2 separate regions of the Homo sapiens genome follow, and region 2 is linked to region 1. A link is an interaction called in ENCODE POLR2A ChIA-PET data of the cell type or tissue named here. Cell type or tissue: Panc1. All regions are shown on one strand. Each heading gives the region's core, and the rest is flanking DNA. Links, peaks and the distances in the headings are about the cores only.

Region 1 (15,787 bases), core at 3,063-11,062:
GGAAGGCTCTTGAGCTCTGAGAGGGCTCCTCTTCTTCCCAAACTTGGCCAGGCTTTCAGGCTTCAAGTCTCTGTAAGGCATAGAAACGTGTCCTTCCCTGCAATGAAAGTTGAAACCATGCAGTGCTGTGGGCCCAGGAGTTTCTGCAGCTGTTCTACACACTGAACTCTGAGCACACTTGGAAAGAAGTGGTCTCTTTGGTATTTGGTATTTGTTGCACCTTCACACTTAATCTGCCTGTTTCCCAGGAGATAAAAAATAGTTTGTGCAAAGGGTTGAGATTAGTTTTTGTTTCCTGGCTGTTCTTAAGGTCCTCTTCACTAACTACAGACTGGGAATTTTTGTTTGTTTGCTTGTTTGTTTCTCTTTTTTGAAGAAAGAGCTTTCAAATAAACTGAATTTTACAAGTACACTCTCCAATGTCTCTTCTGAGGAAAAAGCATAATATACCCCTAAAGTTCACCCCATGCAAAGTAGACCTGGGAGAGTTTACTGCTGGAAAATAGCCAAACTGGGTCACTTTCCTCAAATGCTTTGTGAATTTTCTGCTCGATTCCAGAGATCTAGATCCAAAAGGCTGAAAATCAAAACCCACTTCTCGATCTCTATAACCCTAGTATTTGTTTACTGATTTAGATTTGATGCTTACTGCAGGGAGTTCCCTACAATAAGACCACAAAAACCTGTGCACACTAGCCCCAGAATATTAGAACTGTCACCTGGCCTTGAAAAAGTGCAACTTTTAAGTAATGTAGTAATTTTAGCATAGATGGGAGTAAGTGCTCACCTGCCTCTGCAATATCAGAGAATTTTTAAACACATTTCTCTCATTAGTGGCAAAACCCTTTAGCCAGTGTCAGAGCTGGTACCCCTTTCACCCCTGCTGCCCTGTGTGTGATACAAACAAGGGTGATCCGTTCTATACCTACAAATCAGATTTGAGAGGAAAGTGATAGATACCAGTCTCTGAAGAGCCAAGAAAATTCGGGAGCAATCAAATACACACTTACCTTCCCAAATCAGGATAAACCTGGCATAAAGTGCATTTTATAAGGTGTGAACGGGTGCCAGGGATTTCTGGAGGCAATGCAACTGCTGCTGAAACTTATTAACCCTCCCCCTACTACACACACTTGTAAAACAAAATTAAATCACGCTGAAAATAGCAATTTTCCCAGGAATCATTAATCACCTCAAACAATAAATACTTCTTTGTAATTCAACAGCAATTCTGAAAGGCATTCTCTGGGAAAAGTCTGTGGAGGAGAGAGGGATCTTCTTGCAAATAATGTGGTCTCAGGCAAGGACACAGCATCTTGGCTGTCTGCTAAAAAAAAAAAATGCCTAGACTCTCAGTGGAAATTGAGTGTCAAGCTGCAAAATCTCAAATGGCAGACTATCATCATTTAAGGTAAATTCTTATATTTCTCCTTTGTGGGAAAAGAGGGGTATGGGAATATTCATTAGCTTCATGCTGCAGGCAGTTGTATGAGGATGAAAGGGGTGACTTTCTTTCACTTGCACTTATAAGTCCATCCAGAAAGGGAAGAGAGAGGATTGAGATCATTTTTCTGATATTCCAGGACAAGATGGCATTTTTGTCCCAACTGTATTGATTATTAAGGTATTGGTGAGTTTTACAAAACCCAGATTATAGAAAATGATCCAAATGATTGCCATTTCTTAAGTGTTGTTTTGCCTGCTTCAAATTGGCCTTTAAGGGAGCTTGTTATAAGAGATTAGAAAATCCCACTTTGTGCTTCAAAATCATGCATTGTCTGCCCTTTGCTAGGGCAACCATAAGAGTTCACCGAGAGGACAAATTTTCTATCTCATTAATTGTTTTTTTTTTTTAAGCAAACCCTACTGGCCCCTCAAATCCTTGACCTTTAAAGACAGTATTTTGTGTAAGCTCTATAATTTTACCAAAATGAGCCTTACACATACTCTCCTTTTCTCTCTTTCTCCCTCCCTCCAATACACACTCATCTGCTTTAGTCACAGAGCCAAGTTGTGCATGACTCCGGAGACAAAAGTTTTGTCAACATCTGAAATCGACCTAAATCGGATAGGAGACACTTTAATGGTCACAGTTTGAATTAAGTACTTAACACTCTCCCCCTTGAAGAAAAATGGCACTTTGCAGGCTTCCTTCCCTAGTTTTGCTGAAATCTATGATATACCCGGTGTTTTATTACAGCAGGAATTCAACTGTGACAGGCATAGTAGAGTACTTAATACCCAGGATGGAGCCATGGGAAGATTACCTAGATAGATGGGGGAGGAGGGAAGTCCCTTCGCATAGCATCTCTGACTTCATACCCAGTTGTCCCAGCGGGCCCCATTCCCCTATATCTCAGCCTCCTCCCTATGGGGTGGGGTGGGGTGGATATCACCATCTTTCCTCTGTCCCCCTGTTCCCCTAAGCTTCCAAACTCTGCTCTCCTCACTGTTGCCTTCCCTCTAGCAGTTCCCACATAGAAACAGATCAATGACTCTTTAGAATGAAAGAGAAGAAAAACCCAAAGAATCAATGTAGCAAAAAAGCCTGGGGCTTCCCCTCTGAATGAGTGGGTTCTGTGCAGGCAGTAGGCTGCCCTTGGCACTCCCCTGGTCTCTGCATCCCTAAACACAGTCTTGTATAGCAGAACACAGGCTCACCTTTCTCAACTGCTGCTGTGTTGCCCCTTCCCTATATTATACACTGTCCCAAGAATAATTCTGCTTCGTGTTCCAAAGAAACACATGGGCTGGAAACAATAGGAGGAAGAGACGTGTGTTCTGTTCCCTTGATGGTATGAGGGAGGCTGCTGTGGCTGTCTTGAAACCCTCTAGGCTGCAACTTACAGAACTCTGGCACCTCTTCTGAAGACTCCAAAATCACGGGGCAACCCCTTCCCTTTCAAGCCAGCCCTACTTTCTCTGGGATTGTTTCCTGGGGCTGAAAGAGATTCCCAGATTGAAAGACTGTCCAAAGTGAAGGAGACCTGGAGGCCATTTTGGTTCAATCTTCTTAATTTACAGATGAGAAAACTGAGGCAGCCGAATGATCCTCCCTCCACCGTTCCTTAAGTTAATGAGTACGAGGGTGGAATGCAACCTTTAGTCTCACTCTAGAGAGCAATAAGAGCACAGACATCTTTCCTCTTAGGAAGATATTCTGCCAGGAATGGAGGTATGCATCTAAGCTTACACTTGACCTGGACGGTCACAGGTGTGTACAGCCAGAGAAGAAGGATGGGTTCTTGCCTCATGGGCCATCAAAGCTGCTTGGGGAGATTTTGTAACCAAGCCACCCTAGTCATAGAGCTCAGACAGGTGGACTGGCCACTGGGCTCAGGAGGGGACAGATGTCAGGGCATCTCGGAGAGCAGTGGACTCCCCACTATCCACAACGGTCATAATCCCAGGATGACTAATTCTGTCATGCTTGCCCTGCTATTTCCATGGTGGTGGCTTGCCTCAGACCAGGGCAAGGATGAATGTGCCCCGGAGGCCGGCAGAGCCAAAAAAAGGACCCTGGTTGCAGCTGATAAAGGTGTAGCGCCTGTGCAAGGGAGATATTGAAATTGTAATCTTTGAGGTCACGTGACTCATTAAATAATTAATGCAGATCGTCAGGAATGGATCGGAGTCGTCAGGGCCTCACTAGGAATGAATCTCTCAGAAGTGAGATTCCAACTTACCATTTGATTTTTAAAAACACACACCCTCAGATTTATCTCCAAAGGCTTTTAACTCCTTCAGGAAGGCAGGAGAGAGCCCTCGGCAGGGAGGACGGAGCTGGCAGGCCCTCACCAGATCTTGGGGCCTTTTCCGCAGGGTTTCTGCGAGTCCAGGGAGCGCGCCGCGTCCGGGGAAACGTGAGTTCGGGCTTGGGTTTTCTGCGGTCACATCCTGGCTTTGGTGATGAAGTGGGACGGATGCGCAGACAGTTGGTAATGTTCTGATTCACGCTGGGGAAGGCTGCAGAGATACCACAGGACGGGCGCGCGGCTTTGTTCAATTTTCCCGGCGTTCATAAATCACCCGCGCCGGGCGAGCGAGGGAGCAAGCGAGCGCCAAAAACGCGGAGAGAGAGGCCACGGCGGCGGCGGCAGCCATTGTAAAGTGAGAGACCTGGGCAGCATCTCTCTGTGACTCATTAGTCTGAACGATTTATGGGGTACAGCAGCCATGAATATTAGACTTGGAGATAAGGAAACAGCAAAAATAATAACCATAATAATTACATACTCCTAAGTGTCACGCAGGGGAGTGGTGGGTGGCGGCATAGCGGATCTTTCTGGAATGAAATTGAGAGGCAAAGTGCAGGATGGCTGAGTCCACCTTGCTCATGGTCATGCCAGGAGCCCCAAGACCAGGGGGCACTCCCTTTGGGGACACAGAAAGCAAGTTTGAACAAGAGAAAGGGGGCGCAGCGCGCAGCGTGGATCCTGGGTCCTTTTCCTTTGGTTTGTGGGGGCTACGGGTCGAACTGTGGCAGAGCGCAGCTACCGGTGTGCGGCCACTTGTTCCACGTGCTAGGGGGCTCCGAAGCCAGGGGTCAGGGGACTCCTCAGCTATTTGATATCCCCTCTTAGCGCTATCTACAGAATTGCGTGAAGGCAGACAGACAGCGGAGGGCTGGTTTGGGGCAGGCTGGGGTAAGAGGTTACCTGGGTCTGAGTGAAGGGGTAGTCGGGGCAGGGATAGGTCTGTAGACGCAAAGGGCCCGCAGAGTCCCAGCGGAGCGCAGAACTTCTCCAAGCCAGGGTCCGGCGAGCGGACGATTCTTTCCTCTTTCCCCATCATCTCCCACTCCCAGAAAGCTGACTGCCGGCTCGGTGACCATTTGCTGGTTAGAGGGCAAGAGAGGGTTGCAAATACTGTGAGGGACGAGATTTGAGCAGAATCAAGGCATCAGATCGGCTTGTGGCCGTTGCGCAAGGCCAGGCAGGAGCAGGGCCCCTGAGCAGGTATTGTACCAGCCGGCGTCCCTCTCAGTTTCCAGCAGCCTTAGCTGGCCTGCTCTGAGGGACTAGGTGCTGCGGTAGCCCCGCCAGCCCACTAGGACCTAAAAGGAACGCACCCAGAGTTGAATAAACCAGAACACAAATCCTCCCAAGACTGCCTCTGGCCAGTGGAATGAACCCGGGTCTGATTTCGCGCCTACAGAAATGAACACATATTAGTGAGGTTTCAGGAGAGTCCGTGATTGAATGCTCCCAGACAAGGCTTCCTTTTGTTAGGAAAGGAAAATAAAGCAAGCATTCACATTCTCCAAGTTGTGGTGCCTGAGGAGAGAGCTCTCTGAAAGCAGCCCACACCACCAGCAAAGCCACTTCCACCTTCTCAGCTTCCTCTGTTTGCTTCATGTCCTTTCCTTCCCCACTCCCCCGCCAAAAAAAAGAAAGAAAAAGGAGAAAGTATGGGTGTGGAGATGGAGTATGTATTTATTTTACAAAAATAAATCACCATCTTCGGACCATTTGTAGACTGGAACATTTCGAGCAATGAGTGCGCCACACGGACGAGTGCCCTGGTGACTCCCTGATGTTCGCGTCACCCCCAGGGCCACCTTGGCGCCCGCATGAGCCTCGCTTCCCACTCCCGGCCTCCAACTCCCTTCCCTCGCAGCCGCCATTCACCTTCTGCTGTTTATTTGTCTGCAGAGCGCCTGGACACCGGAAAAGGCGATTCCCTGAGCGCCTGGAGTTGGAGACAATTCCTGGTTCAGAATTTAAACATCTTTCTAGGTAAGCGCTGCTCCAAAACTCTTCGCCGCGTGGGACTTTGCACCAGGGCGGTTGGGAGGAGTTGGCCCTCCACGGTTCCTGGCAACCGCGGCCTGTTGAAAGAGGTTCTGGTCAATATTTAACTTCGGAGGAGTTTGGAGTTGGATTCCTTTAAGCTTCTTGCCCTGCGAGTGCGGGGCCTCAGGCAGACAAAGAGCCTACCCCAAAACCAGCGATGGGCAGGAGAAGCGGTTGCAGAAGGCAAAGATGGGTTGTGGAGAGTCAGAGGGAGTGTGTTTGTTTCTTCCTGCAAGCCCCAAACAAACCACTACACTGAACTTCAGGGCAAAAGCAAGTAAAGGCCACGGGCACGGGCGCGGCGGCCGCTGCGTGGGCTGCTCTCTTTGTCGACTAAGGCGACTGCGGAGGCTGTGAGTTAAGAAATTGTCGCCAGTCCCAGCTCGCTGTTGAGGAAAACTTGTATCACACTCTTGCAGTTTCTTAGACCATTTTGCCTTTCCTTCGGCATGAGAAAAATTGCTGTATTTCTAACCTTTAGGCCTTCGCAGACAGCGGGTCTTCTTCCTTCTTTCATCAGGGCTCATCATCGGTTCTTCCTACGGGAAAAGCGTGGTTTTCTATGTCTTGGCGTTTCCTTTTCCTATTTGAAACAAGGGAAAACTCTTTTAAATTATTTTCAAGTTCTGACTTAATTTGTCCTCTTAGTTTGGGATGCAGGGAGGTAATTACTGTGGTTTATTACCTTGTAAAAGATCCATAAATTACATGCCTGTTTGGGGGAGGGGCTGCTGGAATAGCTTTCAGAAGCATGGTATGAAGGAATGAGTTTGCTTTGTTCTTTCAGGAATTACTTCTTTTTAAAAAGTTTTGAGATTTTGTATTCTATTTCCTAGGCCTCCAGTCTTCCCTTAAATTTGCTCCCAAATAGATATCAGGTTGTTAATTAATTGCAACATGATATTCAGTCGTGCTATAAGGCTGATATGGTGTTCTGGATACAATTATTTTTTCCAATAGAAGGTAAACAGAGCAATAGTCAAGCTGTGTTACTTTCTCAGCTACTGTATGTCTGTTTATATCAAATATAGATGGAACATTTCAGGAATTTGTAACTCTGTGTATATGATTTCCATCTCAGCAAACAACAGAACAATTGCATGTATAAATAGTTGCAGGAATTTGGGGCCTTGTGTATAACACAATATACACATCCACACGTGTCCAGAGAACTTGGCCCATTTCTCTACTGCACTTGCACCCACAGGAAATATCTCATGTTAAATAAGAATCTATCATACACACACACACACACACACACACACACACACACACACACACGCACACAGTGGGCTAAGAGAGCCTTACCTGATGCTGAGTAGAAAATCCACTAGATTTAAGTAATGGGACAAAAATGTTAAGTGTACTTTTGACAGAGAAATCAGATTGCAGTGTTTGAGTACAGATATATCTAATCTGCCAACAGCCTTGCAAATATTGGCTAACGGTGTGTACCCTTGGTTGCCTGCTTTTTCCAAGCCAGCTTTCCCCCTATTTTGGCTCTGGTGACCAGGACCACAGTATCAGTCCCAGCGCAGGCCAAGTTGGAGGCCGGTGAAGTGAGTGAAGAGGGACTGGCAGCTGGGTTTTTAAAAGGCCCGTAGCTTTGCTCCAGGAAACTGGATTGCAGAGTGGCAAAGGAGGACTGTCAGCTGCTGGTTCCCCAGATAGGCTGCCCAGGCCAAGATCTCTCATAGAGAAGCTGTTTTTTAACCTCAAAAGTTAAATGTCTTTTGACTTTTCAGATTTTTCCCTTCTCATCCCACCAAATCACCCATCCCACCCCAAGTCATTAATGTTAATTGTTAAACAGCAGTTGGAGCATTAACTGGATGTTAGCAGCCGTTTGGAGGCCCCAGGCTGGAGCTGAGATGCCTCTGAGCTTTGCTGGCGTTAAGGCATTTCTCTGAAGCAGTACCAATGACTTATTTCATTGATTTATGGCTTTTTTTTTTTTTTTTTTTTGACAGAGTCGCGCTCTGTCCCAGGCTGGAGTGCAGTGGTACGATCTCAGCTCACTGCAACCTCTGCCTTCTGGTTTCAAGTGATTTTCCCACCTCAGCCTCCCGACTAGCTGGGATTACAGGCATGCACCACCATGCCTGGCTAATTTTTGTATTTTTAGTACAGACGGGGTTGCACCATGTTGTTCAGGCTGGTCTCGAACTGCTGACCTCATGATCCACCCACCTCGGCCTCCCAAAGTGCTGGGATTACAGGCATGAGCCACCGCACCCGGACAATTTATGGCTTTAAGAGTTTTCATTTGCTCGACTGTTCCAAGAGCTTTGAAGGGGGCCCCTTCTCATCTTTGAGTTGATGCCTCTTCAGAAACTTGGGGGTAGGGAGGAATTTGCCAGCAATACCTCCAGGTCCCTTTCTAGGGTATCTGGAGAGCTCAGTGTGAATGATTGGTGAGGGGTATGAGGCAGGCAGCAGTAAGAATGAGAGGAGTGAGTTCTTGGGGGTCAGGAGAACGCTTTTTGGAAACCAGCTTCTACTCCTGTCCTCTATCCCCCAAACCTGAGAGAGGCAGGTTTTCACTTGGAGTTCTTACTTTCCAGCTTGTAACTTAGATAGGAGCTGGAAAAGTTCACATGGAGGTTCTCTTCCAGCTACACCACAGATTGAACCTTACTGAAATATTGTCACCAGCTTAGGCCAGGACTTGCTTCCAGGGGATTAGGTCTCTTCTTTTATTGCCTTTCTGATTTGGACAACCCATGAACAAGTTCTCTTATGAAAGGCCTTACATTTTCATCAGACCCCTTCTGTTCCTCTGCAGGGGAGGAGTGAAGGGGAGGAATCATGCACAGCCTCCTGCAGCTGCTATAAGTGAGTCCTCACACTCAGGCATAGCCAGCTGAAGACCCATTCTCCAGGAAAAAAAGAATATGGCCTGAGGATCTCACTAGCCTCAGAGCACTCTCAGAAGTTCAGAAACTAAGACCAGAAAAGAGAAGATTTTTAGACAGCTCATGAAACGGTACAATGTTGAAATTAGTGGGCAATGTCATCAGGCAGAAGGCAGGAGTAGGGGTGGAACCAAGGGTGGGAGCAGCTTATTTGTTTCAGTTAGGTTCTTCCTGAGCACAGTTGGTTCTCTACTGGTTTTCTGCTCAAGATTATTTTGAGAGTTCTGAAGGGGGCTCTTTCTCATCTTTGAGTTGATATCTCTATAGGAACTTGTGTGGGGGTGGGGAGAGAATTTGCTGGTGGACACAGAATTGTCTTGGAAAAGTGGGTGGACAGACCTGCCTGTGGAGAGGGTCCCAGATTGCCTTGTTAACTTAAGGCACTCCAGTGAAGGTTGATTCTTTTTCTTTTTTTTCTTATTTTTTTTGGGGGGGGGGGTCTCTTGCAGAGCAATTAGATCATTTCCTCTGATATTTTTTATGTTTAGAAACTTATAATTCCATGTATCACTCAGTTGTGCACTGAGGAAATGCTTAAGTGCAAGTTTAGTCAGGGCACTAGGTTTCTCTAGATTTTGCAAAACCCGGACCCACCACTCTATAGCCAAGCACATCTTTCCTAGTGGGCTCCCACTGAACAAAACCAACTGGACTTGGAGGAGATGCTTTAACCTTTTGTCAGGTAATTATGTGCCTTTTTGGTGTTTCTTGCGTCTGTAGTGTATGGTGTGGGTGTTAGCAAACTCCATACAATGGCAGGCTGTGAGGAAGTCCGCTGTCCAGGCCAGTTATTTCTGGGCCTGCCCCTTGCCTTTTGATATACTGGCCTGTGGGCCAGAGGAGACTGGGGTGCATGGGTGTGCAGGATCCAGCTTGTCCGTGGGTGGGAGGCTGTAAGGAAAGTTAAATGGATTCTAAAAATGTGAATAGCATTGCTGTAACCCTTGTGTTTGGAGGGTGTGTAAAGAAATATAAGTGGAGATAAGCTTGTATGTCTTATATGGCATTCATGGGAGGATGGCTCCAAGCATCCTATTGCTTAGACAGAACTCTTAAACTCAAAACTGCTGGTCAAGGTTCCCCACCTACCCTCCCCCAAAGCTAAATATTCTGTTTGGAAACCTAGTTCCTTCAGTGGTTCCCTATTTCAAATAAAAGGATTTAAGTTGACGTATGACCACGTGAGCACATAATACAGCGCATTATTGTGGCATTTGGAGCGGAGACCCAGACAGGCTTCGCCTGTGATTACGTTTTCTAGATTCTCTACAGAGCCAGAGCTTTCCCCCAACCCCCACGCACCCACCTCCTCCTTCTCCTTCCCCTTCTCCGGAGAGCGCTCTCTGAGCCGATTGCAGTTTTCAGCACTCATGGAGCGGTTCTGGGCGAGCTAGCCGATGGAAGTCGAGGCTATACCAGGAGGATGGAATTTATTTTAAGGTATTTCCGCCGATTGTTCATATCTAGAGTGAGTTATGGCTGTGAGAGACAAAGGTCAGGCGAGGAGACCCTGGCTCATGGACAGGACCCTCAGCCTCTCTCTTCCTTTGTTTCTCTTTTAGAACCGAAACCATTTGAAAGATTCCCAGTAGCGCCTCAGACTCTGAATTTAATTCCCTGGAAAGTGTTGGGGGTGTAAAGGAGGGGGCACTAGGGGGGCTCCTAGGTGGGCCCAGTGGCCCCCAGTGCAAGGGTGGCTTTGTCCACTGCAGCAGGGCAGGGCTGGAGTCTCAGGAGCTGATCCCCAGGCGGAAAGAGGGTCCAGAAGCCAGGTGCAGGCAGAGGTGGACCGGCTTGCAGGGCTAGATTGCCTGGGAGGGGTGGGGGATGGGTGGGTGAGAAGGGGAATCTCTCCCAGGATGGCGGTGTTTTCAGGCAGGGGATGGAGGATTAGGGGCTGACCTGAGCAGCCGGAGCAGCTGGAAGAGGGAAATCGATGAGGGAAATGTGCAGATGCGCTGCCATTTTATTGATGATGCTTCCAGGCACTTTGTTTAGTGCCAGATTGCAGAGCATGCTTCCCCACAAGCCGGACCCAAGAAGCCAGACCCAAGGATCTGAACCGGAGGGCCCGCCATTGTTTCCCTGAGCACCCTCTGCCCCAGAGGGTTGAAGAAAGACAGCTCAGACCTAGGAGAGCCTTGGGGTGGGGTGAGCATGCTGGATGCCCAGGGGCTCCTTATTCTAACATTCGGGAGACAGAGGAAGGAGGGAGCCAGGATTAGGTTTGGACTTCATCAGTGCGCCTGGTCTGGGCATTCCTTGTGTACCCCCAGCTGGCTTGGAGAGTTCCAGAACTGGCCAGTGGGCCCTGGGTTGGAGGGAAGTCCAGAGACAAGAGTCCTCAGGAAGCAGAGGCAGACATCTCTCCAGCTTCAGAGCCTCCAAAACAGAGCTGTAGCCAGGGTGGAGGCAGATGAAAGTTAAACTGCATGTTTCCAGATTATTGGGAAAGCCCCAGCTAATTGGGCTTTGGGGACCCCACACTCCTGGGAAGGGTGGGAACTCCCTGGAAAGGTGCAGGAAACTCTATTATGCTCCTTGCAGTAGGGAAAGGGATGCTTATAAGGAGTCAGAGGTCGGATGTGCCCCTTTCACTTCTTAAAATATAGATTATTTCTTTCTGTACGTGAAAAAAAAATCAAATCAGGCATCCCCTACTTGAGTGGGATTTACTACCCCAGAACGAAAGGGCCCTTCTGCCCTCCCCAGTGCCGGCCTCGGCAGTAACCAAGTGTTTAACTGAGGCCCTTTCAAGTGCTCTAAAACACCCCTTGGAAATAAAATGTAAGCTTTAATTGCTGTTCAATTACTTGTCAGCATTTCATATGATTTATGACCTAGTTCTGGCGCATTTTTGACCCAGTTAAAGACTCATAAATAATATAGTTTTGCTAGAAAGAATGAGAGAGGGAATAGAGGTTTGTTAGAGGCATCTTTTTATTGTTGCTTCAGTGCCAGCAAGCTGAATAAATATCTAAGGATGGACTCTGGTTCTACATAAAAGCATGCACAGTGAGAAGCCAAGAGCCACATTTATAGAGCTCAGATTGGTTTTTCCTCCCATGAAAGTGCTAAAGTGAGTCCATTACGTATAATGCTAAACTATTAGATATCAAAAAAGGCTAGTCCCCTTCTACCTCGAAATGCCAGCTTCACCCTCACAGGCAAGTACATTTCCTCAATAATTTTCCTCTCTATTCTGTGATTTTGGTGCCTCTTCTTACCCACGATATTCCTCACCTTCCTCCCCGGCTGCACAGCCTTGGAACCGCCAGAGGCCCTCTCAGACGCCTTCAGGAGGACACCCCTTGAATGGTAGAAAGACACCACGGGCACCTTTGCTGCTCCAAGTATTCTTCTAGTGCTGAGAAAATCTTTTCTTCTAGTCCCCCTGGATGAGAGATCGGGAGCCACGGGGATTTGGGGGAATTGGTGGAACCAAGGGGTCCTCTCAGTAAAGAAAAGCTCTGCGGTTTTGGGGGAGCCGGGTGAACTGCTGTGGGATTTGTCTAGAAAGGGCGCAGCGGCGGCGGCTGGTAATTTCTGGAGGTGGAAATCAACAATCGGCATTTTCGCTTAAAAAACAAAACACCAATAGCAAACCAACAAATAAAAACCTTCCGCCAGCATAAATTATTATTTTAAAATAATCTCGCCTACGCTTGCTCCAAAGCCAGTCCTTTGGATTTAAGCAGAGCGGCTTGAGGCTGGGGCACCGACCATCTGCATGCCAGGACGCTGGACCTTCATCTTGAGGTCGGAGCCCCACTTCTGCCCGCTGAGGCCCGCGGCCCAGGAGCCACGTATCGGGGCGGATAGAGGCCCTGGCCGGAACGAAGCTCCCGCCCCAGATCTCCCTGGGCTCCCACGGCTCCTCAGGTCTGGTCCCCGCGTTTTGCCCGGCAGGGTCTTGGCGCCAGTGGAAAGGTATGCTTTCAGGGCGCCCCAGCCCTTGCTCGGGAGCCCTCGGTCCCCTTGGCCCAGAGAATCCCTTCCCCTGGCAGGTTCTTACGGAGAGCTGGCCTTCCCGGCAGCTGGCTTAGCTGAGAAGGCGGTGAGAGTCGCGTCAGCAGTTTGGAGGAGAAAGTGCGGGTTGATTATTGACCCACGCCTTCTTTCTTCAAATGCCACATCCGACCGGGCGGGTTTGAAGAGAAAATGCCGCCGAACGGATTTTTGCGGCTGGCTCTCACCTCCTACGCGGCCAGCTCCCCCTTTCAAGTTGCTCTGCAATATGCCATAAGGAGCAAGTGTTTGCTGTTTTGTGCTCTGTTTACAGCTTTGGGGCGCCGAGTCATAAATCTTGCCCAGCCATAAATGACAAAAACCATTGGTATGCATGAGGCCACCCTGGCCCGGAGTGCTTTTTGATTTCTCCCTTTTCCCCTGGCTTTGTTTTTGCTCTAAGGTGACACTTTGGCTCCTTGACAGTTTAAACATACTACTTATATTTTTAACACCTTCCTTTGAGAAGGACCCGCCGTTGACGCCTTGGGATTGCAGCAAAAGAGAGAAATCTCCATTTCTCTTTTTGCCACACTCGTACCCTTGCAGAGTTTGCTTCTGAAGCTGGGAGCAAAGGAGGCTTTAGGAGGAAAATCATCCACTTTCAAGTTGTGGCAATATTACCAGGCAAATTCGGACCTTTCTTTTGCCCAGCTCAGCGTTACTCCATCCCACTAATGAGGAAAATATGTATATACATATATATAATATATATTATATATATAATATATATTATATATATAATATATATTATATATATATGTATGTTTTAGGAATCCGTTTGAGAAACCACATATTCCTCTGCCCTGCGTGTGTGTGTGTGTGTGTGTGTGTATGATGTCGGTTTCTCTTGGGGTCAGAGCTTTCTCTGTCTTCCCTGTGGGTGAGCTGCGTGTCTGCACTCTGAAATGGGCACATGAGCCCTGGAGATCCGCGTTTCTAAACACCCTTGTTTGTACCTGAGCCCAGAGCATCCCATTTCACTGCTGGAACAAGTACCTGTCTCTCCCAGGACATTTTTCTCCTGGCTGCTAGGATGTCAGCAGTTTCTGCCTGAAAATTTAACCAAAGAGAGCCCAGTTGGCTCTTGAGGGTCTCTAGAGAAAAGCCTTATCCCAGCTCCCCACACCCCCACCCAAAGATCTGTTTGGGAGTTGCAGGTGAAGTAAACTGGGCAAAGTCTGGGAAACTCACTTTTCTTGGTTCTCTTTCCCCTCACCCCACAATTGGAAGTGTCCAGGGCAGAGGAATACGAAGTTTCTCAAACGAATTCCTAAGAAATAGAGCCCAGCAAGAGAGCCCCTTTGTGAGAGCCGTTTGTCCTCATTAGCATAATTTTCCTGGACTTTCGTGACGCCTGGGAGCAGGAGAGGGAGGGCGTTGGGGGGTGGGGGGAGGCTGCCCTCCTCCCGCCACCGCCGAGCTCCCCTTCTCCCTCCGGTCCCTCCCCTCGCCTCAGCCCCATCCCCCACACCAGCCCGCGCTTCCCCAGCCGCCTTGGTCTCCCCTCCCGCCCGCCCCAACACCCCCCACCGCACCCCCGGACCAGACGCTGCTCCGCGTGTAATATTCATAAGAAACATACCCAAGTCGGTGCCACTAGCCCAGGCAGAGCCCGGCGCCGCACTAGCGCTTATCTCCGGGCCGCGGCTGCTGCCCTCGGGAAGGGCAGGGGGCGGGGGTGTGGGGGAGGGGTGGGTGGGTGGGGTGGGTGGGAGGGGGGTCCAAGCCGCCCCAGTCGGCCCTGGGCGAGCCGTGCTGGAGCAGCGAGGCGGCCACGCTCTGCGCGGCGGTGACCGGGCCTCGGGGTCTCCAGCCCGCCTGCCATCTCGGCTGATGCTGAGGGTCCGTGCCCATCCCGCGCCGAGGGGACCCGGCCGGGCCGCCAAGCCAGGCCGGGGGCCAGAGCCCGTGTCGGAGCCTGAGCCCGAGCCTGCGCTCGTCAGAAGTTAAGGTAAGCAGGGCCGCAACCGGCCGCTCCCGGCGCTGAATGGCGGAGTTTACGTCTCGGTGATTTATGGCTGCAGACTTAAATCTCGGTTCAAGAAGAGTTCACAAGCCGGAGCTTCCTTCCCGGCAGTGACTGATACCCTTACACTTCGAGTTCAGGCCGCTTTCCCATCCCCGCCCCCACCTCTTGCCTCTCCCCTAGCCCAGCCTTAACTTTTCTGGGTTGCAGAGGGAAGGAGAGGTGGGCAGGGGACTCGGGGCTCCTATCCGACGAACCCGCTCAGATTTGGGGTGAGGGAAGGCTAAGAAAGAGGAGGGAATGGGAAGAGGGAGCGATGTCTGAAGGACGGAGGTTGAATTTGGGCACATCTTCCAGAGAGACAATAGGGCTTGCTTCTTGCACTCAATTTAGCCTCTTCAACTCTCTTTCGGCTCTTGCACCTGGGGATTATTGTCCAGAAACAGATCTTTGTGGAGGAATCTCCCCTCATCCCCAGCCCTTGCTTGGCGGTACAGAGCAAAGTTTCCTGGCTGGCAAATCTCCAACTTCTTTACTAGGTTGCAAACTTTGGGGGCTGGGTTGGGGTGGGGGGATGTATGAGCTCCAAGGTGGTGGTCTGCTGACCTCGAACAATAGGAAGGATTTTGGTGGGATCCCAGAATCGAATTTATATTTTAAGTTTACGAGGGCTGTTGTATGCTCTTTGATTTTCAAAGATATTTTTGTTATTTTGTAAGACAATGCACAACTTGATAAAAAGGCTTAACTAAGTAGCAGGCTGGTATAACGTGATAATGGATTAGCAAGTCACTAGAAATATTGCATGTGCAAAATCAGCTTAATTTTGTTTTATCTAATATCTTGCTGTTCGAGTGTCTAATTTTCTTAACCTGACATTTTATTTTACACAAGCCTGGTATCTAAAAAATTTGTAATGGCAGACATTGACACTGCCAAATGTAATAGGAACTGTTTTCAGTAAAAGAAAAGGAAACGGATACACTAAATTGCTATTCAGTTTTAAGTTTTACTTTATCCTTTATTTACTTTCAACCATGGTATGTGTAGCTTCCTATTTCCAAAAGAGAAACAATGCTCCAGGGCTCATGATCACTGAC
Region 2 (15,787 bases), core at 3,259-11,258, 60 kb after region 1:
CCACTGTATTTGGTGACCTATTCAATTCATTAATGTTTCACATTGGGCCTAAGTGCCTACAATGGGGAAATGACAACAAGTGAGTACCAGTGACCTCATTAACTTGGGTAACACTGCTAAACAAATGGCTTGGCATTATGGAAATTTGCCCCATAGAAACCTGTCTACCTGAGGACAGTACACAGTCTTACTATTGGCTGCTTCAGAGATTTATATGCTCTGCCGCTTTGCTCACTTGCATATACCCCAATGCTTTTTCCAAGTAATTTTTTTTTGTGTCCAACTGACACCTCCCTGTAAATGAGATGCATCTTTGGTTTGACTTGTTTATCATCACATATCTATAATGCTTTAGAAAGTAGAATGCTTCAGCATTTAGTTTCAGGAAACAGAAATCATTCTAGATCTTCTATGAAGAAAGAGATTTAAATATAGGGAATTAGGTCCTCATAAAATTGGAGTAGTGAGCTCAAGGTTGGGCTTGCAGGAGTGACTCCCAGAATAATACTGATAAACTGGCCTGACATTTTAGCTGCTACTTGATCATGAAGGTGAGGAATCAGGAGGCTGCCATGGAACTGTAGAATATAAGAACTCACCACAGTAGCTTCACAAAGCTAGTGACAGTATGCTGGAACTCTGCTGCAGAAAAACCCAGCATCTCTCCTCCCTAACCATACAGAGAGGGCAGCAGGGTGATTGCCATCATGTCTCTTCCACCTTTCAGATCTCACGTGATTGCATCTTATTGGTAGGTCCTAATTCTAGAACTCTTGCTGCGGGGGAGTATAGGGAAAATATGAATTTAGCGTTCCAGCTTCTGCAGTACTGAAAGGCATTTTGGAAGGTTGTTGGAATGGTGTGGCTAATTTGTCATTTCCATCGAAAGAAGAAGTATGTAACAGTAAAATCTGTAGCCAGTGCAGTGGCTCACGCCTGTAATCCCAGCACTTTGGGAGGCTGAAGCGGGCAGATCACCTGAGGTCGGGAGTTTGAGACCAGCCTGACCAACATGGAGAGACCCCGTCTCTACTAAAAATACAAAATTAGCCAGGCATGGTAGCGTATGCCTATAATCCCAGCTACTTGGGAGGCTGAGGCAGGAGAATCGCTTGAACCTGGGAGGCGGAGGTTGCCATGAGCCAAGATTGCACCATTGCACTCTAGCCTGGGCAACCAGAGTGAAACTCTGTCTTCAAAAAAAAAAAAAAGGAAATCTGTGGGTTCTCTTCCTCTTCCTATGACCTTTGATTTTCATTTAGATGAGTACATTTTTTCACTAAAGTAGTAAAAGTTTAAAAATGGCTCTCCAATATTTTTCTACTATTATCTGAAACAGCTTAGCACCTCCATAGCCCTTTCCCAAGTATTGATTGAAGATGTGATAACCAGGGTCTCAGAGGTTCTCCGTCTTCTTCCATCTTCTCTTCCAACCAGTTGCTCCCAATTTCTCCACTGACTCCCATTTATTTCTCTCTTACCCTATGTATAGTCCCCTCATATTATTGCTTTGGTGGGATTGTGTTGCTTGTTCTCAGCTTTCTTTCCAGAAGCTATCTTTGGGATCTTCATAGTTTCTAGACTTAGCAGCCGTAGAGTTTCTTACTCAAATTCCCACCCCTGTTCTTAAAAACCTAGACTGAGTATGTCACCTGGACCCCCAAATATCTAGGAGGATGTCTGACTAGTAACAGTTATGTTACTGAAATGCTCTTAAAATGTTTCATTATAGGCTGGACGCGGCAGCTCACACCTGTAATCCCAGCATTTTCAGAGGCCAAGGAAGGTGGATCACAAGGTCAGGAGATCGAGACCATCCTGGCTAACACGGTGAAACCCCGTCTCTACTAAAAATACAAAAAGTTAGCCAGGCGTGGTGGCGGGTGCCTTTAGTCCCAGCTACTTGGGAGGCTGAGGCAGGAGAATGGCGTGAACCTGGGAGGCAGAGCTTGCAGTGAGCCTAGATTACGCCACTGCACTCTAGCCTGGGCGGCAGAGCGAGACTCCGTCTCAAAAAAAAAAAGTTTCATTACAAAAATTTCAAAAATAACTAGATATGTCAGTTGAGCAAATTAAAACATTTAGGGACTGCATTTATCTTCCGTTGCTGAGCTGCCCTTATCTTGCTAGAATCAGCACTTAGCACAGTCACACAATAGGCATGCAATATTGGTTGAATTAATCACAGAATTTAATGACCATGACGCCACAGTTCCAGAACTCATTCATGTATTTTGATAAGTAAGAATTATGCTTTAAGTTTATGCATCTTGTTTTGGCATGCAAACCTTAGAAAGTGCTATATTATCAAGCTATCTGACTATACAGTGTGGCTTAATTATAAGAGGAAGTGATTAAACTATGGATTAGCCAGCACTCAGGTAATTTATTGGCTCACATAACAGAAAGGACAGGAACAGTCTTCAAGGGCAGCTGGTCAGAGCTCACATGTTGTCTTTAGAACCTATCGTCTTTTCACATCCATTGGCTATATTGCTACTTTCTGCTGTATTTAATTAATTGGCAGGCCATCCATGGTGGCTTCAAGCCCTACAAGAACACATTAACCCAATACCAAATCACATGAGAAAGAGAGTTCACTTCCTGGCAGCACAAACATAGGTTTAAGTCTAAGACCTGAACCTCCCTTAATTCTGATTGGCCTGACTTAGGTCAGGTGCCCATCTATGAAAAAGTCAGTGTCTGGGGGAATGGGATGCTCTGACTTACTCTTGATCTTAAACTCCACCCCCACATCCAAAGGTAGAATCGGCCTCATCATGGACTGAGAATGGGGCTAGGGTGAATCCCCAAATGGAAATCTAGGGATTTTTTTAAATTACGGGAAGCAGTGTAAATCCTGGACAGCAAAAGCAACACATGTCCACCACAAATAGAAAGCAAGCTACCTCTACCAAGAAGATACTGTGTCCGCAGAAACTTAGAAATGAGATATGAAGTCATGAACCATCCTGAAATTTCTGACTGTGTTTTGGTGCCCTGGACCACAGGCACATCTCACTTGGTTGAGTTAGACTTTCGGAGAAAACATTTTAAAAATTTATTATTATTATTATTATTAGAGATAGAATCTTGCTCTGTCACCCAGGCTAGAGTGCAGTGGCACAATCATAGCTCACTGTAGCCTCTGTCCTGGGTCAGGAGATCCTTGCACCTCAGCCTCCCTAGTAGCTGGGACTATAGGCATGTGCCATCATGCCTTGCTAAAAAAGACACCTTTTTTTTCTTCCCTGAGATGGAGTCTTGCTCTGTTGCCCAGGCTGGAGTGCAGTGGCGTGATCTCGGCTCACTGCAACCTCCACCTCCTAGGTTCAAGTGATTCTCCTGCCTCAGCCTCCTGAGTAAGCTGGGATTACAGGTGCACGCCACCACGCCTGGCTAATTTTTGTATTTTTAATAGATACAGGGTTTCACCATGTAGGGCAGGCTGGTTTCGAACCCTGACCTCAGGTGATCCGCCTGCCTCAGTCTCCCAAAGTGCTGGGATTACAGGCGTGAGCCACGACACCCAGTGAACCCTTTTTTTTTTTTAAAGGAAACAGCAAAGCTGAGAGCCAACATGCAAGCTTTAAGGACATGAGTCTAGAATTAAACTAAGATACACTAAGATGGAATACACCCTGCAGTTCTCAAGAATGATTCAGGACTCTAGGCACTGTTTGTCCAGATTTCTGTTTTTAATTTAAAATTGTTATTGCAATAAAGTAACACTCAAAAAGAAAAAATCCAAACATACACAAATGTTAGAGAAGTAGTACAATGAACTGCCATCTACTCACCACACAAATGAAATTACTGTCTAGACTTTGTCATTTTCTTCATCTGTCATCTCCTTTTCCCCCTTTGCTGAAGTATTTTAAAGCAAGTCCCAGATACCATGCCATTTTACCCCTACATACCACAGTATCAACTTTTTTTTTAAAGAAAAAATGGCCTTGTTTTGTTAGTTATTTAATACAGCTAGAAAGGATTCAGCTACAAATCCAAATATGCTGGGGTATCAGAAGCTTAAACTCATTTTTCCTAAAACCCTAGAAGCCAAATACACCTTTGACCCAGTATCAGGCCTAGAGAGCATTCACAATACAGCAGTATTACAGTATTCCACACAGTAAGAAAGGAATTAAAAGGGTAAGTTTGTTCTATGCCTGAATGGACAGAACTTTGGCTGGCTTCCTGTTGAAGCAGTTTAGACATTTTGAAAACTGCTGCAGCTGCCAGTTTTGTGGATCTGATTGTCTTTAACGGTTGTCTTTTTTTTTTTTGAAATTAATGTTTTCTCTCTTGGGATTTCAACATGATTGTTTTCTGGAAACGGAATTCCTTAGAAAACTACTTATAAATTGCATGTGAAGCTCAAAATTTATTTTAATGTTTTAAAATGCTATCTTGAGTTTCAATACAGGCAACCCAGTCAGTCTGGTTAGCTTGAGCTAATTTCTTTCTTTCTTTCTTTCTTTTTTTTTTTTTTTTGAAACGGAGTCTCACTCTGTCCCCCAGGCTGTAGTGCAATGGTGCGATCTTGGCTCACCGCAACCTCCGCCTCCCGGGTTCAAGCGAGTCTCCTGTCTCAGCCTCCCAAGTAGCTGGGATTACAGGTCCGTGCCACCACGCTGGGCTAATTTTTGTACTTTTAGTGGAGACGGGGTTTCACTATGTTGGTCAGGCTGGTCTCGAACTCCTGAGCTCGTGATCCGCCCGCCTCAGCCTCCCAAAGTGCTGGGATTATAGGCATGAGCCACCATGCCCAGCCCAGCCTGCATCAATTTCTTATGTACGGATTGATATGCTGGGATAACCAGGTTCCAAGATAAACTGGTGATTGGAATTTTTACACTAAAAATTTCAATTAGGACGGTTGTTAGACAGATTATAAATCAAAGTTTAGACCTGTGGCTTAACAGTATCTTTTTTTTTTTTTTAGAAGGAGTTTCACTCTTGTTGCCCAAGCTGGAGTGCAATGGTGCGATTTCGGCTCACTGCAACTTCCACTTCCAGGGTTCAAGTGATTCTCCTGCCTCAGCCTCCCGAGTAGCTGGGATTACAGGTGGCTGCCACCATGCCCGACAAATTTTTTGTATTTTTAGTAGAGATGAGATTTCACTACGTTGGCCAGGCTGGCCTCGAACTCCTGACTTCAGGTTATCCGCCTGCCTTGGCCTCCCAAAGTGCTGGGATTACAGGCGGGAGCCGCTGCACCTGCCCAACAGTATCTTTTTAAGTAAAATATCTGGCATAGTTTCTACCAAGTTGTCAGTGAGCCTTCCACTCCCCCGCAGCCTATAATTCAAAAGGTCCCATTGAGGTTTTGATCTCTAGCAGCATGTCTATCGTGATCAGCATGTCCACTGATGTTGAAACAAGGCAGGGTGGAAAGAGCAGCTGGAAATAGCTATTGATGTATTCATTTGATAAATATTTTTGGAGCTTTTGTTACATGCCAAGTGCTGCCAAGTTCTGTGGGTAACTTAAAGTGGAAATGACAAGAACCCTGGTTACAAGATGCTTACCATCTACTGGAGATAAGCCCTTACACTAAGTAGAATATGAAGTGCCATAAGAGGAAAATGGGAATTCTGAAAAGGAGAAAATTTGTTACTCCCAGATTCTGGGATCTGGGAGGCTGCATGGGGTTGAAATAAGCTGAGGAATATATACTGGATTTGGATATGCAGAAATATGCAGGAAAGAACATAAAGGCCTTGCAATTATTATGAAGCATTGCATTGTTTTTTTTTTGTTGTTGTTGTTGTTGTTTTTAAAGACAGAGTCTCGCTCTGTCACGCAGGCTGGAGTGCAGTGGCTCGATTCCAGCTCACTGAAACCTCTGCCTCCCAGGTTCAAGCGATTCTCCTACCTCAGCCTCCTGAGTAGCTGGGACTACAGGCGTGTGCCACCATGCCCAGGTAATTTTTGTATTTTTAGTAGAGACAAGGTTTCACCATGTTGGCCAAGCTGGTCTCGAACCCCTGACCTCAAGTGATCTGCCTGCCTCAGCCTCCCAAAGTGCTGGGATTACAGGTGTGAGCCACCACACCTGGCCTGCATTGCATTTTTTAGGGAAGAGCCATAGGGAGGCTGGTGCCTGAACAAGTGATATTGTTGTTTGTCAGCTTGCCTATGTCTTCTTCTTCTCCTTTTTTTTTTTTTTTTTTTTTTTTTTTTTGAGACAGGGTCTCATTCTGTCACCCAGGCTGGAGTATAGTGGCATGATCATGGTTACTTCAGCCTCTACCTCCTAGGCTCAAGTGATCCTCCCACCTCAGCCTCCTGAGTAGCTGGGGCTATAAACGTGTGCCACTCCTGGCTAGTATTTTTTGTATTTTTCTTTGTAGAGACAGGATTTTGCCATGTTGCCCAGGCTGGTCTCAAACTCCTGGGCTCCAGCAGTCTTCCTGCCTCAGCCTCCCAAAGTGCTGGGATTACAGGTGTGAGCTACTGCACCTGGCTGTCAACTTATGTCTTATATAATACATATGTATCATGTATAAGTTATCTCTAAGTTATGTCTTACTAGTTGTAAAAGGGACAAAAGAAATGACATGACAATAGCCAGGCATGGTAGCACATGCCTGTAGTCAGAGCCACTTGGGAGGCTGAGGTGGGAGCATCCCTTGAGTTTGAGGCTGCAGTGTGCTATGATTATGCCACTGCACTGGGTGACAGAGCGAGACCCTGTCCCTAAATGTTAAAAAATGGGCTGGGCTTAGTGGCTCACGCCTACCAGCACTTTGGGAGGCTGAGGTGGGTGGATCACTTGAGGTCAGGAGTTCGAGACCAGCCTGACCAAACTGGTGAAACCCCATCTCTAGTAAAAATATAAAAATTAGCCAGGCATGGTGGTGCACGCTTGTAACCCCAGCTACTCAGGAGGCTGAGGCAGGAGAACTACTTGAACCTGGGAGGTGGAGTTCTGCAGTGAGCCAAGATCATGCTGCTGCACTCCAGCCTGGGCGATAGAGGAGACTCCATCTCAAACAAAAGTAAACAAAACCAAAAAAAAAAAAAAAAAACCAACAAAGAAACAAAAAGACAAAAAAAGTAATAAAAAGAAATTACATGGTGAATATTCTTTTATTTATTTAAATTTACACATGGTAATTGTACATATTTATGGGGTGTATGTGATGTTTCAGTACATACAATGTATAGTGATCAGATCAGGGCAATTAGCATTCCATCATATCAAACATTTATTATTTCTTCTTGTTGGGACATTTCACATCTTCTCTTCTAGCTATTTGAAAATACATACGATTGCGAATTATAGTCATCTTAAGGTGCTATAGAACACTAGAACTTATCCTCCTATCTAGCTGTAATTTTGTAGCCTTTAAGGAGTCTCTCCTTATCCTTTTCTTCCCCATGCTCTTTCCAGTCTCCAGTAACCTCTGTTCTACTTATTATTTCTAGGAGATCTTTTTTTTTTTTTTTTAAAGCTTTTCTACATATGAGTGAGAAAATGTGGTGTTTAACTTTCTGTTTCTGGCTGATTTCACTTAACGTAATTTTCCTTCAGTTCCATTCATGTTGCTGTGAATGACGGGATTCCATATTTTCCTTATCCATTCATCTGTTGTTGGACATTTAGGTTGATTCTATATCTTGGCAATTTTGAATAGTGCTGCAGTAAACATGGAGTGTAGATATCTCTTCAATATACTGATTTCCTTTCCTTTGGATAAACGCCCAGTAGTGGAATTGCTGGATCACTTGGTCGTTCTACTGGTAATTTTTTGAGGAACCTCCATACTGTTCTCCATAGTAGCTGTACTAGTTTACATTTCCACCAACAATGTATGAGTTCCTTTTTCTCTGCATTCTCACCTGCATTTGTTATTTTTTGTCTTTTTGATAACAGCCATCCTAACTGGGGTGAGATAATATTTCATTGTAGTTTTGATCTTCATTTCATTGATGATTAGTGACGTTGGGCATTTTTTTCATGTATTTGTTAACCATTTGTATATCTTCTTTTGAGAAATGTCTATTCAGATTGTTTGCCCATCTTTAAATTGGATTCTTTGTTTTATTTTGTTTTTCTGTTGAGATGTTTGATTTTCCTGCATATTCTGGCTATTAATCTCCCTGCAGGATGAATAGTTGGCAAATATTTTCCCCCATTCTGTAGGTTGTCTTTTCACTCTCTTGGTTGTTTCTTTTGCTGTACAGGAGCTTTTTAGTTTGATATAATCTCATCTGTTTATTTTTGCTTTTGTTGCCTGTGTTTTTAAAGTCATATTCATAAAATCTTTTCCCAGACCAATGTCCTGAAGTGTGTCCCTTATGTTTTCTTCTAGCAATTTTATGCTTTGGGTCTTTAAGCCATTTTGAGTTGAGTTTTGTATAAGGTGAGACGTGAAAGTCTAGTTTCATTCTTTTGCGTGTGAACATCCAGTTTTCCCAGCACCATTTATTGAAGACACTGTCCTTTCCTCGGTGATTGTTCTTGGCATACATGGTAAATAGTTTGATGCTACATCTAATCAGTATTCTGTGAATCTGTTGAAAGCTTTGCTTCCATAAATCCCCTAAGATTTTGAAATGAATAGAAACAAGATATTATTTCCACCAGTATTTAATGTGAACTAGCTTTAGTTTGTAAACTTTGAATCCCCTCCCTATATGTAAAATGCACAAAAAGTATAAGTAGAAGGGGACAAGATATAATAAACAGTGCTAATTAATTTCTGTTTTACCTCTTAAGTCTTTCTAGAATCTGCTTGCTTTTTCTCACGTTCATTGCCACTATTCTACTTTAGGTGGGTAGCTAGCTCTCATTTGCGACTCCCTGTCTTGAGCCCTGATATCTTTCACTCCATTCTCCATCCTGCAGAGTGAAATTTCTAAAATACCAAATCTAATAGTTTCTCGTTTTAGAATGCTTGTTCAATGGCATTGCATTGCTCTTAAGATTTGAATTCTATTACATGATTTGCAAAGTTCTCTATAATCATTTTATCAGGGTTGATGTGTGTGATCGAAGAGTATCTAAATATAATGCAAGCCACTCAAAAAAGTCAGTTAAATGTTATGGTATGAGTAGTAGGCAGTAATAGATACCACATGATAATACATTTACTCCATCTTGTTTGATACTTTTCTTATCCTGTTTCTTACATGAGCCGTTAGCTGAAGCTTACTTTACGGAATAGATGGATTCTTTAAATATTCTCTATAAAGTGAATTTCTGTATTTTAAGTCTTTTCCACACTAAATTTCATTATATATAGAATTAGAAATTGATCCTTCTGTAAGGACTGTTGACCTTTTAAGATAAAAAAATTGAAACTTTCTAGCATATATTGAAAGGAAATGAAAATATGATATACTAATTTAACTCGTTTTAATATATAAACATATATTTAATATATGAATTTAAATAAAGATTATTTCTATTTCTAATCTAATGAAATAAAGGTTAAACTAAAAAGATGTCAGTAACTTTATTAAATATAATACAGCAGAATGAATAATCTTCATACTTTATCAACATCCAAGTCCCAATAATTTTCAGCAGGATAGCATGTGATTTTCATATCTTGCTGAAAATTATTGAGACTTGTTCTTTAGTACCTTTAGAAATTGTTGACCTTGGCTGGGCACAGTGGTTCACACTTGTAATCCCAGCACTTTGGGAGGCCAAGGCAGGTGGATCATAAGGTCAGGAGATCGAGACCATCCCGGCTAACACAGGGAAACCCTGTCTCTACTAAAAATACAAATATATATATATATATTAGCTGGGCATGGTGGCAGGCAGCTGTAGTCCCACCTACTCGGGAGGCTGAGACAGGAGAATGACGTGAACCCAGGAGGCGAAGCTTGCAGTGAGCCGAGAACACGCCACTGCACTCCAGCCTGGGTGACAGAATGAGACTCCATCTCAAAAAAAAGAAATTGTTGACTTTGGGAAACATAAGTTGATCTTGGTAGATGATGTAAAATCGACATTGACTTTAACAAATGGCACAGAACATTTATTGGCACATATTCAAAGAGAAATAGGGTGATCAGAGAGTAATATCATACATATGTTACTAAAAGGTCAGGGTGTTCTTGAACTTTTCAGTAGTCTATCATTCATTCATTTAAATGCTTATTCACATTAATTCAGAAATAATTACTGAGGCCCTGTGTGGTCATTCACATCTGCAATCCTAGCACTTTGGAAGGGCCAGGAGGGAGGATCACTTGAGCTCAGGAGTTTGAGAACATCTTGGGCAACATGGCAAAAACTCATCTCTACCAAAACAACAACAATAACAACAACAACAACAAAAATTAGCCAGGTGTGGTGGTGCATGCCTGTGGTCCCAGCTACTTGGGAGGCTGAGATGAGAGGATTGCTGGAGCCCAGGAGTTCAAGACCAGCCTGGGCAACATTGATACAAAAAATTTAAAAATTAACTGGACATGGTGGCACGTGCCTGTAGTCTCAGCTACCTGGGAGGCTGAGGTGAGAGGATTACTTGAGACCTGGAGATCAAGGCTGCAGTGAGCCATGATTGCACCACTGTACTCGGGCCTGTGTGACAGAGCAAGCCCTGTCTCAGAAAAAAAAAAAAAGTGATTTCCACATTTTATCAATGATTCTCCGTTCTGACTCTCTTAGAATTTGCAATCTAGTGTGGAGGTGGTTGGGAACAGACAATAAATAAGTAGATAATAAATAAGAAAGTTAATATCTGGTAGAGGTAAGTTCCATGAAGGAAATAAGACAGTAGGAGGTGAGAGAGACCATAAAGGGAGTGGTTATTTTTACATAGGCTGGTCAGGAAAGGACTTTTCTAAGTACAGAGTAAAGACTTCTGTGATGAAAATGAGCCAGAGAGGGCGGGCACAGTGGCTCATGCTTGTAATCCCAGCACTTTGGGAGGCCGAGGCAGGCGGATCATGAGGTCAGGAGTTCAAGACCAGCCTGGCCAACACAGTGAAACCCTGTCTCTACTAAAATACAAAAATTAGCTGGGCATGGTGGCAGGCACCTGTAATCCCAGCTACTCAGGATGCTGAGGCAGGAAAATAGCTTGAACCCGGGAGGTGGAGGTTGCAGTGAGCTGAGATCATGCCACTGCACCCCAGCCTGGGTGACAGAGCCAGACTCTGTCTCAAAAAAAAAAAAAAAAAAGAGCCAGAGAAATAAAGGACTGGGAGAAGTGTTTCTTGTAGAGGGGATGATAAATGCAAAGGCCTAGAGGTAGGAATAAATTTGGCATGTTTGCAAGACACTCAGGGGGCAGTGGGGAGGTATAAGGTGGACAGGCTGGGGAAAGATCACAGTGGGCCATTAGGCCATGGTATGGAGTTTGGATTTTTATTTTATTTTGTTATTTTATTTATTTATTTATGTTTTTTGAGTTGGAGATTCACTCTTGTTGCCCAGGCTGGAGTGCAATGGCGCGATCTCAGCTCACTGCATCCTCTGCTTCCCAGGTTCAAGTGATTCTTCTGCCTCAGCCTCCCAAGTAGCTGGGATTACAGGCTCCTGCTACCATGCCTGGCTAATTTTTGTATTTTTAGTAGAGATGGAGTTTTGTCATGTTGGCCCGGCTGGTCTTGAACTCCTGACATCAGGTGATCCGCCTGCCTCAGCCTCCCAAAGTGCTGGGATTACAGGCGTGAGCCACCTCACCCGGCTTTTATTGTTTTATTTTTTTGAGACAGGATCTTGCTCTGTCACCCAGGCTGAAGTGCGGTGGCGCGATTACAGCTCATTGCACCCTCGACTTCCCAGGCTCAAGCAATCCTCCCAAAGTGCTGGGATTACAGGTGTGAGCCAACTTGCTTGGCCTGGGTTTTTATTTTTAATGAAATTATTGGGTACCTGCTATGGTTTACCAGAAATACAGAGAAATAATACAGAGAAATAATGTCAAGTCAATGTGATAAATTTGGAAATAACTGATTTCTACCTATTATCAGTAGTTCTCAGTTTTGGCTGCAAAGTAGAGAAAGTTAGGAACTATACATTTCTGGGTGCCATCACCAAAATTTCTGATTTTAATTGAGTCGGGCTGGGGTCAGGCCTCCGTATGTTTAAGAAGCTGCATGGGGATGGTAATGCCATCGAAGTTGCTAACTGCTGAGGACAAAAGCTTGATTCCAGGGGCAGATGGTAGTTTCCAGACAGGTTCACTCAAGGAACCACAAATGCAGCACCCTGAAAAGTTTATTTGAAGATCAAGGCTGGAACCAGACAGCACATGCAACGTCTACAAGTTAATGTTTATAAAAATGTATTCAAGTCCAGGCGCGGTGGCTCATGCCTGTAATCCCAGCACTTTGGGAGGCTGAGGCGGGTGGATCACCTGAGGTCAGGAGTTTGAGACCAGCCTGACCCACTTGGAGAAACCCCGCCTCTACTAAAAATACAAAATTAGCCGGGCGTGGTGGTGCATCCCTGTAATCCCAGCTACTCAGGAGGCTGAGTTAGGAGAATCGCTTGAACCCGGGAGGCAGAGGTTGCGGTGAGCCGAGATTGCGCCATTGCACTCTAGCCTGGGCAACAAGAGTGAAACTCCGTCTCAAAAAAAAAAGTATTCAAAAGATAATCACAGAGGTGGGGATGGTTGTGGTGGCTCATGCCTATAATCCCAACACTTTTTGGGAGGCCCGGGGTGGGAGGATTGTTTGATGCCAGGAGCTCAAGACCAGCCTGGACAGCAAAGTGAGACCCTGTCTTTCAAAAAAAAAAAATTAGCCGGGCATGGTGGTGTGTACCTGTAGTCTCAGCTACTGTGGAGACTGGGACAAGAAGATCTCTTAAACCCAGGAGTTCCAGGCTGCAGTGAGCTATGATCACACCACTGCATTCCAGCCTGGGTGACAGAGTGAGATCCTGTCTCTAAAAATAAATCAATAAAATATTAAATAACTATATTAATGAAAATTTAGAGGCAACACTTCAAGAATGACTCTTTAGGCTGGGTGCGGTGGCTCATGGCTGTAATCCCAGCACTTTGTGAGGCTGAGGCAGATGCTTGAGTCCAGGAGTTCGAGACCAGCCTGGCCAACATGGTGAAACCCCATCTTTACTAAAAATACAAAAATTAGCCCGGCTTGGTGGAGGGTGCCTGTAGTCCCAGCTGTTGCAGGAGGCTGAGGCACAAGAATTACTTGAACCCAGAAAGCAGAGGTTGCAGTAAGTCGAGATAGCACCACTGTACTCCAGCCTGGAGGACAGAGTGAGACTGTCTCAAAAAAAAAAAAAAAAAAAAAAAGAGAATGACTTTTTAACCTTAGATTTTGACAATAGAATTTAACAGAATATACTTAATGTATTGAGTTGATTCTGATATCTCAGTTCAGTACAAACACACTAACCTTATTAGTTTTACAATCTCTGTGTTATATAGGTATGTGTATGTGTTTGGGAATAGTTTGGACCATTTAAACTTATATCCTGCTCATTCTGTTTGTATTTCATATTTTCTCTATTAAATCACTCTATTCAATAGTTTCTCCTATGCAATAGTTTATCCTACTTATTTTTATTTTTTGCTTTTTCCAAGACAGGGTCTCGTTCTGTCACCCAGGCTGGAGAGCAGTGGTGCGACCACACCTCCTGGGCTCAATGGGTTCTCCCACCTCAGCCTCCTGAGTAGCTGGGACTATAGGCTTGCACCACCACATCAGGCTAATTTTTTTGTTTTTGCCATGTTGCCCAGGTTGGTCTTGAACTCCTGAGCTCAATTGATCCGCTCATCTCAGCTTCCCAAAGTGCTGGGATTACAGGCATGAGACACCACGCCCAGCCAAGTTTCTTCTTTTTATATTAAAACTTTTAAAAAAATATTTTACTAAATTACCTTTTCTAAAGTCAATTAAGAAGATGTCAACAAATAAGACCATCTAATCTATTATTACATTGTACTACTCCAGTCTTATTCCATACTCAGAGACCATTTCAACTGCCTATAGAATTAAATGTATACTTTTCTCTCTATGGCCTTTAGGACAATAGTTTCTAAACTTTTGGATTTCATGTACTTGTAATATTGTAAAATAAAGTTAGGAAACTCATATATGTTTGCAAATATTTTATTTTCCTAAGTAAGGCCACTAACGAAAACAGATACCATCTAACAGAATTATCATTCCACTTAAACAGTGTTAACTCAAAAAAGTAAGGACTCACTGCTTTAATATTTCTTCAGTTCTAAAATTCTATTTTAAATGCTGATTGTATAGAAGTGATAGTTGCCTCTCCACATTCCTCTATAGTAATTGCTACCATATTTAGCAGAGTGCTAAATACATAGGTAGTGCCCACAAAATATTTTGAAACTGATATTCTAGTTGTTTTAGACTCACATGATATTGGATAGGTAGCAGTAGCTATTCAATAAAGGTTTATAGAAATGGTCAGTGAATAAATGAATGAATGTTCATTGTAAGTATATCCAGAGAGCTTGGACACTGATTCCCAGCACTTTGACCAGGTAGATACCATTACCAAAGCATGAAGATTGGATTCTTCTCTATATCTGTCTCTGTGTTGCTGTAAATAAAACAGCCACATTCAATGGAAATACGAATTTTGATTACAAATGGTTGTGTTTCTGCTATTAGCTCATTTTATATAGATAATTTTTAGTAAGTACAGAGATTTTCCAATTAAATTTTTATTCTTGTACTTGAATGTGAACTGACTGGTAAATTTGTAAGCAGTTTTGATATTTTTCATCTATTCCATTCTTTCCCCTAAGTACAATAATCTTTTCTTTTTCCAACACTTTGCCATTAAAAAGTTGATTTAAAAAGGTAACTTCTTAGGGAAATGATCCATGTGTTTAAATGTTTCCCGGTTGTGCTTTGATTTACAGGCTGCATGTTTCTATTGATTGTTACATTGGACACAAGTGACTTAGCTCATTATTCTTTTATTGAAAGCTATAGCAATTAAAAGCAAGAAATTGCAAATGGACCTAGGTCTCAGTCCAATTAAAAAAAAATTGTAACAGTAGTACCAGCTTACTGAGAATATTTTTGTTTGTTTGTTTGGAGACAGGGTCTTGCTTTGCCGCTCAGGCCAGAGTGCAGTGACATGATCATAGCTCACTGTGAGACAGCCAAGTATAAAGTGGTCCACGGAGAACTTTTGACTGGCCTGTGCACCCAGAGAATGGGGTAGAGCCCTGGGATGTTCGTGCCCTTTGCATGGGGGAGGAGTCTGGCCTCTGCTATTCCTGTGTGGTAACCTGGGATTCAGTCTGTGAGGCAGGAAGCCAGCCAGCAGGACTCTTGCTTTTCTGAGAGTCCCTGTTTCCTTTTTTTTTCCTTTTCACCCAATAAATCCTGCCTTTCTCACCCTTCAAAGTGTCTGAGAACCTAATCTTTCCTGGTTGTGTGACAAGAACCCTAAGGAGAAAGTCCTATGACAACTGCAACTTGAACTCCAGGGCTCAAAGGATCATCCCAACTCAGCCTCCTGAGTAGCTGGGATTATAGGCACCAGTCACTGTGCCCATACTTAAAAAACAAAACAAAACAGTCTGTGCAATATGGTGAAACTCATCTCTACAAAAAATACAAAAAATTAGCCAGGCGTGATGGCAGGGTGTCTGTAGCCCCAGCTACTCAAGAGGCTGAGGTGGGAGGATTGCTTGAGCCTGGGAGGTGGCAGTTGCAATGAGCAAAGATTGTGCCACTGCACTTCAGCCTGAGTGACAGAGTGAGACCCTGTCTCAAAAAAACAAAAACAAAAATAAGATCAATCTACGTTCACTTTTAGGTATTTGCTTTTTAAAAAATTTGCTTATAT

Evidence for each region. Peaks named below come from ENCODE experiments on the same cell type or tissue, not always from the same donor. Only the 100,000 strongest peaks of a DNase experiment are listed, where the experiment ranks them.
Region 2: POLR2A ChIA-PET joins it to region 1 with 18 read pairs; 4 of 35 experiments call an interaction of 5 or more read pairs at or near these places.

Annotation. Positions count from the first base shown.
Region 1 is chr7:27,112,510-27,128,296 of GRCh38, reverse strand. It overlaps HOXA3 (homeobox A3), which reads left to right. Exons shown (of 6, transcript NM_153631.3): 3 at 1,227-1,411; 4 at 5,655-5,738. It overlaps HOXA-AS2 (HOXA cluster antisense RNA 2), which reads right to left and starts at 6,378. Exons shown (of 4, transcript NR_122069.1): 1 at 6,271-6,378; 2 at 5,631-5,830; 3 at 4,659-4,837; 4 at 1-97. RefSeq lists enhancers at 3,429-4,226, 5,026-5,823, 5,402-6,601, 14,684-15,185 and a silencer at 12,566-12,781. In Panc1, for the core only: no CTCF peak of the experiment used is centred there; no DNase peak of the experiment used is centred there; H3K4me3 peaks cover 6,050 bases; H3K27ac peaks cover 8,000 bases.
Region 2 is chr7:27,052,762-27,068,548 of GRCh38, reverse strand. No RefSeq gene overlaps it. Among named protein-coding and RNA genes, the nearest start is that of HOXA1, 35 kb to the left of the region's middle. In Panc1, for the core only: no CTCF peak of the experiment used is centred there; no DNase peak of the experiment used is centred there; H3K27ac peaks cover 560 bases.